Linked DNA regions of Mus musculus: region 2 is linked to region 1. The links are chromatin loops, found by intact Hi-C in ENCODE. Cell type or tissue: heart. All regions are shown on one strand.

Evidence for each region. A loop is a pair of places that touch in the nucleus more often than their neighbours do. Peaks named below come from ENCODE experiments on the same cell type or tissue, not always from the same donor. Only the 100,000 strongest peaks of a DNase experiment are listed, where the experiment ranks them.
Region 2: a loop joins it to region 1, with 13 times the contacts of the local background. A loop is called at or near these places in 2 of 42 quality-filtered maps.

Annotation. Positions count from the first base shown.
Region 1 is chr9:70,973,818-70,981,817 of GRCm38, reverse strand. Gm32074 (a long non-coding RNA gene) reads left to right here and starts at 1,473. Exons shown (of 3, transcript XR_379595.1): 1 at 1,473-1,535; 2 at 1,614-1,695. In heart, a CTCF peak has its summit at 780; a DNase peak (open chromatin) is centred at 4,217.
Region 2 is chr9:70,888,114-70,896,113 of GRCm38, reverse strand. The region is part of intron 1 of Lipc (lipase, hepatic); the gene reads left to right. Among named protein-coding and RNA genes, the nearest start is that of Gm32017, 22 kb to the left of the region's middle. In heart, no CTCF peak of the experiment used is centred here; a DNase peak (open chromatin) is centred at 4,473; H3K27ac peaks cover 2,453 bases.

The sequences.
Region 1 (8,000 bases):
GGAGAAGAAGGCTGTGTTTGGAGGTGGGGTGTGGAGGTGTGGATGGATGGGAAAACTGAATCATCATCTCAGTGGTGTGTGTGTGTGTGTGTGTGTGTGTGTGTGTGTGTGTGTGTGTTTTCATAGGGGTGCTCAAAGGGGTGAATATGTATGCACATGTACTTGAAGACCAGAGGGACAATCTTGGGTGCCATTCATCTTGGGCTTTTTTGAGACAGAACTTTTCCTTAGCCTGGACCTCATTAAGTAATCTAGACTGGCTGGCTGGTGAACTTCAGAGATCAGCCTCTTTGCCTTCCCAGTGTTGCAGGGATGTTTCACATGGGTGCTAGGCATCAAACTTGAGTCCTTGGACGTGTGCCTGATTGTGCTACTTCCCCAGCCTGGACACTGACTTTCAAGACTGGTAAAGAGGACACTGCCCCTCACCTCCTCACCCTGATCATTTGCAGATTCCATTAATTCTCATGGCCATCTAGCCATCTGTCCCGTCTCTCTCCACCCCTGATCCTAAACCCCATCCACATCCCCTCTCTTATCCAGTCCCATCCCTTCATCTGCTTCCTCAGACTGTTTTATTTCCCCTTTTAAGTGGGATTCAAGCATCCTCCCTTGGGCCTTCCTTCTTGTTTAGCTTTTTTGGATCTGTGGATTGTAGCATGGGTATCCTGTGCTAATATCCACTCATAAGTGAGTACATTCCATGCATGTCCTTTTGGGTCTGGGTTACCACACTCAGGATGATACTGTCAAGTTCCATCCATTTGCTTGCAAAATTCATGGCTGTCCTCTAGGAGGCTCCATCCAGTAGCTGACTCAGACAGATGCAGAGACCCACAACCAAACACAGGATGGAACTTAGGGATTCTTAAGGAAGAGCTGGGGGGGGGGGTGGAGATTTCAGGTTCCAAAGGAGATAGGAACTCCATAGGAAGACCAATAAAGTCGACTAACCTGGACCCTTGGAGGCTTTCAGAGACTGAGCCACCAAACAATGAGCATACACTGCTGGACCTAGGGACCCCTGCACATATGTAGCAGATTGCAGCTCAATATTCATATGAGTCCCAAACAACTAAAGTGGGGCTATCCCTAAAACTGTTGCCTGTCTGTGGAGTAAGTTCTAGCTGGGCTGCCTTGTCTGACCCCAGTGGGAGAGGATGCACCTTTCCCTTCAGAGACTTGGTGTGCTAGGGTGGGGTAATATTTGGGGAGGGGATCTCCACTCTCTCAGAGGAGAAGGGGAAGAGGCGTAGGGGAGGGGGAGATGTTAGAGGGCAGTGATTGGGATATAAGATAAATAAATTTTAAAAAAAGAAGACAGCTGCACACGGAGTTTAGCAAGTCCCAAGATAAACACCCTCACATGCTACCCACCTCTTAAGCGTGAGCTCACCCAGGTCCCAGAGACACTTGCTCCAGGCCCCTTTGACCTCACCGGAGCATTCATGTCACCATTCCTACAGGTCTGTCTGTCCTGGCCCTGAAACTCACTGCCTTTTCCCCGTTGTTACTCTCTGTCATCCCCTCATCAGGTCTGACACTTCTCAGAGACCCCACACACATTGTGCTTTACTGACCATTGTCACCATGTTTCTTGTCTGTCTCCACAGATGACCATGAAGGTCGACAGAGACAAGCCTTTTCTCCTGTGGTCCATGTCCCTGTTGCCTGCCTTCTGTGATCACTCAAAAGGTAAGGTCACTCTAACCCCTACCCTTCACCCTTATCCCTGGTGTGCAATGTCGCTAGCAGCTTCCTCGTTCTGACTTTCTGTTCAGCAGAATGTTGGCTGCACATCCACGTCAAACTCCAGTAGTCAGATGTGTTTCTTACAGTGCTGGGACGGAGGAGCTTTACACATGCTAAGCAAGTGCTCTACCACTGAGTGAGACCCCTAGCCTCCATCAACCAGAGCTGAGTCCTCAGCACCTCTACTTGAGTTGACAAATTGTGAGAAATGAAGCAATGCAGGCCTGAGCCTTGACTATAGGCCTGCTGCCAGCCCTCATAAGCCTGGGGTCCTTAAATGTGTACCCACATCATAAATACTAGGAAGGTGGTGATCTCTTCCAGGAGAGTGGGATGGAGGTTGGGCTGGTCCCATGGAAATCAATTTCTAGAAGAACTTTGGAGATTAGCCAACCCTGCCCATATTGCTGTAGTATAGAGAGGAGGGAGGAGGGTGGGTGGGATCCTTTCTCAGAGGCTGGGCTGTTTGAGGAAATCTCTCTACTCAAGATCCCGAGGAGGACAACTCTACTCTTTCATCATCAAACAAGTGAGTGCATTTGGAGCTTTAGAGAATGTTCATCTTTCGCAGTTTGAGTGTGAACTGTCACCCACAGACTCATGGATTTGAACCCTTAGTTCCCAGATGACGGTGTTGTTTTGGAAGTTTGTTAAACCTTTGGGCAATAGAACCTCACTGGAAGAAGGACAACCCTGGGAGAGGGAGGCTCGAAGGCTTTGCAACCAACCCCATTTCCTGTTCAAGCTCAGCTTACTGACTCCAGATAGAATATGACCAGCAAGCAGCTTCCTGCTTCTATTGCCACGCTTTCTCCACCGTGGTGGACTCTGCTTCCTGAAACTGTGAGACAAAAATAAACCCTTCCTCCCTTAAGTTGCTTGTCAGCCAGGTATTTTGTCATAGAAACAAGAAAAGTAACAATTACTAATACACCGTCTCCACCTCTCTCTAGATGAGGACACAGTTCTTCCGGCTGTCACTATTCTTTCCACCTAACACTATCTTCATATGGACCACAGGGGAAGTACTAGAATGGGTCATGGCAGATGGTGGGGACTATTTCATTATTCAAAGTCTCCGGCTATGTTCGCCTTCACACCTAAGACACCCTCTGACCCTTAACCCATCCAGCAGATTCCTGAGCTTCATATTGCTAGTCAATAGTCTATCTTCAAAGGAGAAGACACAGATCTGTGTGAGTCTTTTGAACCCACTTCAATTATCTGTTCTTTTTCTGAGTAAGATTTCATTTGTGGGAGGAGAAGATAAGCCTGGGTTTTCAAGTGGCCCAAGTGGGAACTTACCAAAGATTAGCTTTCATCTGGACCGAAAACAGCACCTTCAATTTACTTAGCCTGTTTTGATAGCCAAAGCACTATTTCTGAGGTTGTCTTCATATTCTTATAAGTTAAGCAGGGCACAGAATTAGTTCCCCATTCAACAATTCAAGGTGGGGAAGAAAAATGCTACACCAAGATGAAGAAATTAGCATTTTCTATTTTGATAATTCTAATTTGATCATTTCAAATTTGCAAATAGTTGTAACGTGGTGAGAAGAAATTAATTTACTATAATTATTCAGGAGTATGGTCCAAATTTAGATAATTTAAATACTTCAAAATATTGTAAATTTGCCCTGACAGCCATGTGAAGTATTTAAAAAGGTAAGTATGTTAATTTATAACTGGAGTTAGAAATTGTTAGGGCTGGGCAATGACCAAGTTTGTAAACGTGACTAATTTTAACCCTTGCTCAGGAGTTAATTGATGATCAATGAACATGTAGAAGTATTACCCTTCCTCTCTGGTGGGTTCCATTTCTTCTCATTTTCCCTGTTTTCCTGTTCTGCACATTCCATCACCATCTCTATTCTATCTCTTCCTCAACTCTTCTGATCTGTTTCCTGACTCTGGCTTATTTCACTTAACATAATGACTTCGGCAGACGCCATGAGTTCAGTTTTTCTTCTGCTGAATGAAAACCTATTTTGTATACATACCAATTTTTTTTTTTTTTTTACCCATTCACAAGTTGATGGACATTTAGACCTGTTCCATCTCTTGGCTTTTGTGAAGGCGGCAGCTACAAATGCATGTGTAAATGTGTCTCTGTGCTGCACTATCTCCTTCAGTCTTGTACCCTCACGTGGTACAGCTGGATCATGCTGAAGTTCTCTTTGCTTTTTTAGGATCTTTCACACTGATTTCCAAGGTGGCTGTACCAGTTGACACTGCCATCATCGGTGAATAAGGGTCCTTTTCTCCCATATTCCTGCCATATTTGTTGTCATTTGTTTTCTACATTCTGACTGGGGTGAGATGGAACTTCAATGGAGTTTCAATCTACGTTTCCTGTCACAACAGCCAACTCTGCTTGAACACTGCTGGGAAAAGAGGCCTTAGGAGGCCTGACACACAAACCCTGGGGCTATCTGACTCCACAGATGCCTGAGCCTCAGTTCTGCCACAGCTGCTTCCTGAACTTGGAGAATAGGAAATACTTGGAAACATTAGTCACTTCCTAGGACATATGTGTCTATTTTTATAGGGAAAGAATCCACCAGTTTTATCTGCCTGTAAAAGGACTCACTTAAGGTTCATCATCCAGGATCAGACATTTGTCTATAATGTTCCATTATAATACTCTATACATAGCTTCTTGACTATTCCTCTACAGAGCAAGTTTATGTGAATTTAATCAATACATTATAATGACAATTCTCTTTTTTTTTTGTTTTGTTGTTGTTGCTGCTGCTGTTGTGACAGAGTCTCACTATATAGCCTTAGTTGACCTGAAAGTCTCTGCATAGACTAGGCTGGCCTTGAGATCTCTGCCTTTGCCTCTGCCTCTGCAAGTGTGATTGTTGAGATTAAAGACTTGTGCCACTACACCTGTCTCAAGACTACAATTTTTTTTTTTTACTGATGAATGTGATCAGTTCTTCCATTTTTAAATAATTTTTAATTGATCCAACCCTGGCCTAAACTTTCTTGGAACATCAGGGTTTTTCCCCATTGGCAAAAACATCCTGCTATTTTCATGGAATAACATATTCCATTAAAACTCTAGTAACTCCAGCCTGTTCTCCCTATTAGAGAATATGATAACTAATCTTGGTTATCAACTTGACTGCATCTGGAATTAACAAAACCACAAGTGGCTGGGCATATCTGTGAGGGATTTTTTTTCTTAATTAAATCATTTGAAGTGGAAAGATGCACCTTTATTCCAGATCTTTTGAGGTGAGAAGATCCACTACATCTTCTGCTGACAACGTATAAAAAGAAAATGGGTGTAGGGAGTTTTTGCTTTTTACTTGCTTGCTTGCTTTCATTATTAAGTCCATTCTTTCACTGGCATTAGAACCTACTTCCTTGGGATTCTGTTGTGTACTGAAGACCAGCTGAGATATGCAGCCTTGTGAACTGAACAACTATTAGATTCCTGGATCTCCATTGGTAGTTGGATGACATTGTTGTACTAGCTGGGCCACAGCCTTTAAGCCATTGTAATAAATCCTATATATGGGATTTTATGTTTTTATATTATTAATATATATATATATATATATTCTATTAGTTCTGTTCCTCTAGATACCCTGACTAATCCAGAGAATATGGATATTTTTAATGTCCTTATGGAGATCATCATGAAAACCCATTTGCTTTTCTTCCTTCCTCAAGTATAATCGTTAATTCTGCCCTCAAACCCCTTTTGTCTACTGAAAGAGAGAGATGCAAATAAACAACAGTGAGATGTCCTAAGTACTTTCATGGGTAGAAGACTGAGAACAGCATGGTGCTTAAGGACAGGTCCTCAGACCCTGGAACACACAAATTCCAATCCTGCCTCTGTCATTGTTGAGCCTCACAACCTCCCACATGTTACAGTATTTCTTCAGCTACCATGGAGACAAAGGAAGTGTGGGTTGTGTATGGCTTTTATAAGGATGGAATGAGACAGAGTCTGGAAGGTATTTTGACAACTCAGCACACTAAGAACCCCTAAAGTGGCAGGGTGCCCTCGGTCATCATACAGTAGCATCACCAAGCTCTAACGCCACACTAACAAGGGTGAGGAGGCTTTTGTGGAGAAGATACAAGACCAGTCCTTTCCCAATATAGAAGCTGAGGGTGGGTGCTCCTGGGAGAGGAAGTGAATAGCCAAAGTATTATGAATGAAAGCTCCCAGAGGGCAGCCTAAGCTTCCCACACAATCTTACTCAAGGCAAACTGACTAATTAGGATCATGGAGAGGTTGGAATGTTGCAGGTTCAGAGCTTAATTACAATTTATCTTGAGCTATCTTTACACCCCTTAGTAGCTAATTCTTACCCACCTACATATCTTATGACTAACAGATAAAATCCTTTTAAAAATTATTTTATTTTATGTGTATTTTTGGACATGAGTGTATGTACATATCGGGAACCATCTAGGAAAGGCTAAGCCTAGCAAGTGATTTTCTTGAGATAGCTTCATTGTGGAACTGTGATGAATGAGCCCTTGGAGGCAAGACCCAAGGAACTAAATCTCAGTGTATCATGGAGTTTTTACTACCCCGCTTTAAGCTCCAGGCGGATCACTCTTCTAGCCCCCTCCCCGGTTTCCTCAGATCCATGGATGAAACACACACACACACACACACACACACACACACACACACACACAATCTTATTTTTAATATGCTTTTTAGCTCAGTGGCCGGACACTTTTAAGCCTCCCTCGGCTAGCATGCTTTCTTTACTCCCAGATTAACAACTTTAAATCTGCCCTCAATTTAGTTGCTTAGTTACCTTTAGTCCTAGCTCAGTACCCTAAATCTGCCCTCAACTTGGTTAAAGGTCTAATCTCCAGCCTGCTACCCAAGACCAGTCGGGGAAGCGGCCAATGGCCACTCCACACAAGATATCACATGGCTGGTGGCTCCTTCTCTCTCAGAAGTCCCACCTCTACCACTTAGCCATTGGCCACTAGCATCTTTATTGACTGATCAAGAACCAATTGGGGAACAGGACCTTCAACATTCATTCCCAATCAGAGTATCAGAACCATCCCCTACATCTCAGGATTGACTCTTGCTATTGATATGCCTTTCCTGTCATTATTAAACTAATATAACAATCCCTGGGCATTAGCTCATCCTATTGGGCAGACTTTCTGCAAACCAACATAGGTGTACTATCTTGTAATGATGCTATAAAGACAAATAGATGATTTCTTAACTGCTAGTGACGATTCTAAATGAATTCCTAAGTTTTTACTAATAATTATTAAACCCTTTATAATAAGGCCTGCAATTAAGGCCCTCTGTGATATGAAAACTACAATTAGAACTCTGTCAGTCTTCATGTGTCACAAGTTAATTGCACTGAAGTTGAAAGCAGGCATTGATACAGATTTACAATTTAGGAATACATTCCTTTAGCCCGTAAAACCATTAACTGAAGGTCATAAAAGGAATTATTTGTTATAGGTGCAAGTACAGAAGATAAAATATTGACTGGATTTATCAATACAAAACTTCAATATTAATTTGTCTCTTGACATACTCTGTTAACTTAGGCATAAGAATTATAGTTTTAGATTCTCAAAGGACCCATGGAGCTAATGAATGTCTAGTTAGATAACTACTCTTAATGAAAACTCATATAAACATCTTTGTTATATTCATTTATGATGAATTTATGGTTCAATTCATGATTCAAATTTGTGTTTGAACTTGTGAACTTTTGGAATACCATGTGATCTGTTTTCCTGAAAAGGTTTAAAAAAAAACCCTAGGAATGATGACATTAGTCAGGCAGAAGGAGAATAAGTTAGAAGCAATGAGCAGAGGAGGAGAAACAAAAAAGAAAGCAGAATTAATTAGATGCAGGAGGAAAATAGAAGAGAAACAGAGTAGAAGCGATATAGAAACAGCAGAACATAGCAGAATATAACAGGGGCTCAGGAGAAAAGAGATGAGACTGAGAAGAGAAGGAGCTGCAGAGAGAGCAGAAAGCAGCAGGCAGGCTTTTCTTACAATGAGACAGGTTTTTTTTTAAATTCATTTAGTAATAAAAGGGTAGAAGCTTTTTCTTTCTCTAGCAATAAAATCTGAAGCTTATTTTTCATCCAGAATGAGTGAGTTCTTTCTGTGCTGATGCTTACTCTACGGAACTTACTCTATGGAGGATAGTTGTTTCATCCATCATAAATATATGCATATGTAAGTATTGGGGCGTTGGCGCGTGTGCGTGTGCGTG
Region 2 (8,000 bases), 86 kb after region 1:
AGAGGAGATCAGAACTAAGAGCTAAAGTAGACTTCCATGGCTAACAGTTCCACTGACCCCAGACCAAACAGTTACAGAGAACCAAAAGGGACATGTTTCTCAGGAGCTTCCTGGCTTGAGGGGCAAAGCTGTTGTTCATAGGCCTCATGGGTTTGCAAGCCCACCTGAGTTGCTCTTGAATTCACAATGTCTGGTTTGACCATATTGGCTCCCAAATGGTAATGTGATGGTTAATCTTGTCAACTTGGCCTGATTTAGACCTATAATGGAAGTACATCTTCTGGCATGACTGCAAGGGAGATTGTTTCCCTGGGCTAGAATCCTTGACTGAATAAAAAGGGAAAGGTGAGCTGGGTGCCACCATTCTTCATTCTCTGATTCCTGGTGACGTGTACAGTGTAAGCTGCTGCTTCAAGTTTCTGCCACTGTGACGTCCCCACAATGATATCCAGTACCCTCGAATGATGAATCAGAGTTAACCCTTTCTTCTTGAGGTTGTTTTTCTCAAGTATTCTGTCACAACAAGAAGTAATGTAACTGATACAGAGGCCTCCCCTCCGCCCCTCGCATGGGCCTTGTTGCTTCAAAGCTAGTGAGTCAGCTGCCGAGCTTGTGATCTGGTGCCCGGCTCTCAGAGAGGCAGCATCCCTGGGCTCTAGGCAGGCTGGTACAGGGCCCCTTGGTCTGCCTAGGGGTTGTTTGCTCCTTTCTCCTCCTAATTAACGCCCACATTGTATCAGAGTGGCCCATTCTCAGACAGAGCAACTGAGTCATCGGTGTGTTGTGTTTTCTTCTGAAACCTACCATTCTGCCCAGACCTGAATAATTGGGGTTAGCTCCCCGTAGCACAGGGATTTTGTTCCCCGCAGCACAGGGATTTTGTTCCCCAAGCATGCCTTTATGTTGAATACCACCCATGTCTGGCCAGTCTCAGTGTTCACAGGTTTTCCCAATGAGACTCAGAGCTGTACAAGTATATGGGGTGCTTGCCTGGGTGATTATGCACACCAATCAATATCTGGACCTAAAAGCAGCCCAGACTGACAACTTCAGACCTACAGGAACAGCAGCCAATCCCCTGAGCTCTGCTAGACTGCATACCATTTTTCTCATTATGGCTTGTGTGCCTTGGATAGCAGCCTTGGACACAGGAATTTCCTTTAATGAAATCATACGTTTCTGAGCTCAGGTTTCTTTCCTTCCTTTTCCTTTCTTCATTTTCTTTTTCTTTTATTGCATTTTATTTATTACTTGTGGCATGTATGTGTGTACTCGTGTGGATGCATGTGTGTGTGTGTGTGTGTGTGTGTGTGTGTGTGTCTGTGTGTGTGTGTGTCCGTCATGCTACAGTGTACATGTAGTCAGGGTCTTTTAGGAGTCAATTCTCTCCTTCCACCACATGGGTTCCAGGGCTTGGATACAGGTTATCAGGCTTAACCACAAGCACCTTTACCTGCTAAACCATCTCATGGGCCCCTGACCTCTGGTTTCTAAGAATATGAAACAAAACCAGTAAGATCCACTTCCTTGGAGTGTTGAACAGATCAGCTGAACAGATCAGCTGTAATAACATGTGTGAGATGTAACATCTGTGCTGAGAGACCAGTGCAGACATCAGTGATTGTCCCACTCAGTCCTGAGGGAAAGGTGACACAGTCAACATCACCCTGATATAGAGGAAGCCACCAGCTTCCTGCTTTCTGCATTGCCCATGCATGAGTAGCTACAACAGAGCCTAGAGCGGAACCCAGGTTCCTTGTCACCTCCTACACTCTCACCTCTCTTCTCAGCATCAGGCCTGTGTTCTCCACCATAGAGACTTTCAAAGTGTGGCCCCAACATGGTCAGCAGCAACACCTGGAACTTGTTAGACTTGTCACTTTGGGGTCTCACTCTGACCTAAGAGATCAGAAAGTTCAGGGGATACAGCCAGCAAGTCCTTTGTGAGTTTTACAGCAAGTCCTTGTGAGTCTTGGATACACTCTGAAGCTAGAAGCACCACCAAAGTAATTGACCTCCAACCTAAATGTGATGCCCTTTCCCAAGAAGCTGAGTCTGGAGACCTCAAAATGGTCTCCAGCATTAATTAACTTCTCTAGCCTTGGGGCCAGACACAGAGGATTTCTGGTCAATAAATCATCCAGGTTCCATTTAACTGTGACTGTGGTTCCCTCTGCACTGGATCATTGAAATAACACAAAAGCCTAGCCTAGCCCATCAATGTTCAGTTCTAAAGATGGCCCAAGTTGATAGACCCAGACCTACAGGGCCACCAATCAAACTCCAGGGAGCCCTGCTAAGTTGGTCACCTTTTTACCTCTTTAAGGTTTATGTGCTTTTCAAGCCAGTTCTAGTAAGCTGGCTTCTCCAGCTGTGATCCTTGAACTCTCTAGGCAAGCCTTCACCTCATGCCCACTTGTTTCCACAGCCGCAGATGTTCACACAGATGTGTTTACCCAGTGCAGTTCAATTTTCCTGCCCAAGGTTATCATGCTTGCTCTAGACTGCCATGAGGAGGTAGGGTAAACATCAACGTGACTCAAAAGTGTTCCTGTTTTTCTTAGGGACGGGGGTGAGGGGTGGGGGGGTGGTGAGGCTTAATGAACACATTAGAGTAATGGAGTCCCGTGCTCGCTGCCATGGCCCACCAAAGTACCAATTATTCACAGAGTGCTGATTGAAAAAGAATGAATGTTGTCCGTTCTTCTTTCTGGGCAGAGGAGGATTTATCTTTGAGCCTAAGGTCATGGTTTTTCAGTGACAGGGTCTCACGAGTTAATAATTCAGGTTGTCCTTCAACTCAGGTTTCTCCCACCTCTGCCCTCAACCTGCTGGGATTACAAGCATGTACCAATGTATCCAGCCTTCCAAACCATTTAAACTAAAGATCATGTTGATTTCCAGAAAATGGCACCCCTACTGGCCCAGGGAGACAGACTGGGCTGTTGGGGCTGCCTCATTTGCCATTCACCAAGGAGATGGACAGAGAAGGCAATGGGGGGCTTCCAGAACTGTTCCTAGAGTCCTTGTCCACTTAAAGCCCAGAGTAAAGACCTTTGAAAGACTCCGTGGAGGAGGTGGCCTTGCCCTCTAGGAAAAGTGGGACCAGTAGATTCTGATCAGTGAGAAGGGGGGTCCTGGGGGGGAGCAGGAACGGGAGGAGGAGGAGCAAGCTCTCCCCAAAAACTCTTTCCAAAACAGAGAGGTCGAGAACATGGACGCCTGGCTGAGCCAAGACTCCCCAGCAAACGTCAAGCTTCCTGGCTTGCTACTACAGTGCTTTTGAGCAGTTTGAACCCTAAAGATAAGGCCCCACTCAGCACACACCCCAGCCTTTAGTCCTTTACTGAAGACATCTAACTTAGAGGTGAGATGTACAACAGCCATACATTGAAAATATAAATAGATCCTTACGATGACTTAAATTCTAAAAATCAGGACAGTTGAGTGCCAGACACAGGGTTCTGTTATTTGTTTGTTCCATTTAATGCATTTACCTTTTAGCTTATTAATGTATTTCCTGTCCTTGTTACAACAGTCCTATGAGGTTTACAATGAAAGAAACGGAGGTTTAAAGCCTTTTAGTTACTTACTAGTCGATGGGTGTAATTGTAACTCTTCTTGTCGTTTGACAAACTATATGAGAAGAGCAGCTTAGGAGAGGAAGGGTTTACTGTGGCTCCCAGCTGAGGGTTCAAGTTCATGACTAGAAGGTAAGGGAGGCAGGAGTAGAAAGCAGATGGTTACGTGGCATCCACAGTCAGGAAGCCCCAAGGATAAGCGATGGTGCTCAGCACTCCTGTTTTTCAGTCCAGAATCCCATCTCATGGGATGGTGCTACCCTCGTTTAGGGTGGGTCTCCCCACTTCAAGACGTGTCTGCTAGGTGTGTCTCCCAGGCGATTCTACATCCTATCAAATGGATGGTCAATATTAAGCTTTGTCTTGGAGAAGCCATGATTCAAACCCAGGTATGTTTGAGTACCAGGGCGTAGTTTTCAGTGTGGTTTTGGCTACAGTGTGCATGTTTCAGGTGACTTTGAAACTACCTCTCTGTCTGAGCTAGACAACTGAGGAAGGCAGAAAGGGGAGCAAACAGAAGGATCTTCTTCATGGACCACCCTGATCAGGCCTGGCCCCTGAGGGCTGATTGGCTCAGACCCAGGAAGGTGTGAGACCTGTGCTTCTGTTTCCTGCACTCATGCTGCTGGGGTGATTTCACAGCCAGAGAAAGGCAGGGGGAAACGGAAGAGAAGTCAAAGATGTGCCAGGGAACCAGAAAGGAGCTTCAGGAAATGCTTTATCTAAAAATATGCCAGTTCTGAAAGAAAAACAGTCATTAGAGGGTGTGAGAAGCCCCCACGGTGAGGAAAAGCAAAACAGTTAGATTCACGGGGAGGCCAGTGGAACAACAGAGAGACCCATTACCCACCCACTTCCTGTGCCATTAGCCAGGCGAGCAGACAAAATGACAACCCACAGACAGCGCTCCAGGGGAAGTGTCTGAGGACAGCCTCAGAAGACGCAGCAGGGAGGTGGGAGGGGAAGAGACTGTTCCAGATATCCAGATAATAGTTTTTTCACATCAGCTGGTCCAGCTACAGTTTTGGCTAACGTTTCCTGTGTAGTGGCTACATGCCATTATCTCATGCTAGCCTTTCAAGGACAAGGAGAAGGAAAGGGAACCTGTAGGGTCGAGTGGTTTGTCCAAGGCCACACAGCTGCTAAGAGACAAAGACCAGACTCTACCCTAGATTCCTTGACCTTACTCGAAGTCTAACAGACCTAACAGCTCCAACAAGATCAAAAGGCCTGACTGTCCTCAACCGTGAAGGTCAAGCCCATTCACTTCAACTTTCCAGGCAGGTTACAGGGATTTTACAGTCTTTTTGTTCCAATTTAAAGTCTTTTTAAAAGATAGATTTATTTACTTGTGTGTGTGTGTGTGTGTGTGTGTGTGTGTGTGTGTGTGTGTGTGTATTCACCTATGTGCGCCCATCTATGTATGCAGATACGTATACATGGAGGTCAAAAGAGAGTTAAGAGTCAGTTCCCCCCATTCCTTCGAGGCAGAGTCTCTCCCTGAACCAGACACTTGAAGTTTTCCTGCCAATCTGGAAGCCAGCCAGCCGAGTTATCCTCTTGTCTCCTCCCTGCACTGGAGCTGGGGTTACTGCTGTTAGCAAGGACAGCCAGCCTGTTATGTGGGAGCTGGGATCCTCACGATTGGAGAGCGAATGTTCTCTACGCCTGAGCCCCAGGTTTTGCATTCTTTGTCTTGTCTTGTTTGAAGTCAATCTGGTAAAAGAACTTGCTGGTTTTTATTAGTGACTGGTCAGCCCTCACAGGTTGCTTCTCCATAAGACAAGCTGAAATGCAGATACAGCAAGTGAGCCTGTGTCTGCTGGAATTGTCAGAGGCTGAAGCAGGAGACCAAGAACCATGGGTGGAGGGAGAGGGGGCAGTTCCACTAGAAGGATCCAGCCATTGAGGACAGCGAAGGTTTCATGTGGCTCCTGATTGGCTTCTACCACCCTCAGCGCAGGCATTTTGTTGACAAAGCAAAGATACCTTTACCTTGAGCCCAAATCCAGCTCCTTTGACTCTGCAAGGAAGGGCTAATGTTTCTGCCCTCTGAAGCTCTGATAACTGTGTCTCTGAAGTAAACTGACAGGAGACAGAAAAAACAAAAGGCACGCAGATTTCTGCCACACACAGTGACATTACAGCAAGGACAGAGTACTTCAAGGCCCAGTAAGATCTAGAGGGAAGCTAGCAAAAGCGCTCTCTGTGTGAGAGAGATGGTTAGGAGAGAAAAGTAGGTGTACCAAAGATGACTGGACACGGTCTCTCTGGGCATGGCTCTGCCTCAGCCCTCTTGTCTCTGGTGACAGGTAACCCCCATGATGAGGGAGAACTCGTGACAAGTGCATTCTTTCTGGAAAGTCTAATCTAAAGGCAAACAAGGCATCAGGCAAATAGGATTCAGTGAGTACAGAAGGCCAGGAATGCTAGCCTGAGTTCAGTCTCCAGAACTCACTTGGTGGAAGGAGAAAAGCAACTCTTGCACATTGTTCTCTGATATCCACATACATGAGGTAGCAGGTGGACCCAGACCATACATACACACATACATACAACATACATACACACATACATACAACATACAACATACAACATACATACATACATACATACATACATACATACATACATACATACATTTAAGGGCAAATTCTAAAATCCCCAGCATCACACACACACACACACACACACACACACACACATGATTGTGATAGATAAGTCAGTTGTATGAGTACACACCTACAGTCCTAACAGTAAGAAGGATTTGGCAGGAAGATTGTCAGATCAAGGGCAGCCTGGGCTACCTGGCAATCCTACAAACATGACAGATCATGCATGGGACAGTCCGTATGCTGGGCGGTGTGCCTAGTACATTCTGCACATCACCCCTTCCTCACCACACCCCTGAGCCCACTTCACAGATGAGATACTGGGCTGCAGCTGGTTCAGAGAACCGCTTAAGGTCTTCGGTTCAGGATCAGTGGACACTGGTCTCCACGGAGCTAGCACCTGGGTTCCCAGAGCCTCTGGCCATCCCTGAAGCCTAGCTGAGAAGAAAGCAAGCCACAATTTTTAGACAGAGCCAGATGGGATGTCCAGGGAAACAACACAGCACTAGAGGGCTTCCTTTTCTGCCCAGTGTGGTCTAATAGCCTACATTACGTGCCTTCCTCAAAAGGGTGTACTTTACGGAAAGTCACGTAATCTGGTTTCTCCTGATGTCATTGATATCTAGTTAAGTTTTCCTTCTGGGAAGGAGGCAGGTGGAGTCAGCTTCTTTCTTTGCACAGCTGGGTAAACTACACTGGTGATGGTGACTCACACAGAGCTACACGGTGAGATCAGCCATCAATAATGTGGACCTTGTTCTGCTGGCTGTATTCCAATGACATTGCCTTGGGACCACAGGAGGCCAAGGGACTTATACTTAGGCTCCCAGAAGTACCATTATTTTAGAGCCTTGTGGTGGGGACTCTGAAGCCATTTGGCTTGTCTGAGCCTCAAGTTTCTCACCTATAAAATAAGGTAAGACCTTGTTCCTCACAAAGCTCTGGTAAAACTCAGGAAGATGACTGTGTCTCCAGGCGTAGGGAGCTGGAGCATGCGCTGTCTGTCAGCTGTTAGCAGAGAACTCAGAGGACTTTGATCTGATACTGATCTGATTCAGAAGTAGATTATACTGATAGTCTGTTTCTGGGAAATTTCACTGTGTCCAGGGTGGCCCAGGACCTATGACAACAAGTGAGTTCATTCTAACCCAGTCTGCATGCCAATGAGCATGAACTGGTCTCCAAACCAGTCTAACTTGTCATACAGTGACATCAGGCTGAGTTCCTGTTTAGCCAGTTTGGCTAAACTGACATTATCCCTCCCAAGCTGTTTCTATCCACCATGTTTTCCTTTTTAGAGACACCTCTTCCTTGAGCTGCAGCCCACAGCCCTGGATGGTGAGGTCAGCAAGTTGTATATGGACTTCCTCTAGGGCAGAAAGCACACCCAGCATCTCATGTCTTTTTAAACAAAGTCCACCTTGCTTCTCTCTCGTGACGTCTTTTTTTGATTAGGGGATGGGGGGTGGGGGTGGAGGGTTGCTTCTATGAGCCATGTTATAGGCAAAGAGAGTCTGGAAAGAAGGAAGGGGAGTGATGAACAGGCTTGGGGTGGGGTGCATGTAGTCAGCCTCCTAGAAAACCTGACTAGAGCTTGTCCCAGTGGGACAGGATCTTGGGACAAAATTTGTAAGTGAAAGGAAATAAAACTTGAGATCTGTGATTCATGTAATGTGTGTCAAATAGCCCAAAGAGTTGTTTGTGAGCTTTGAAACCTGTGGCTGAGAACATAGCAGAACAGACCAGGACATGCCCAGGCAGGCCCATCGCCTCCCTATCTCCCACCCCTCTGACCTAAGTTAAATGT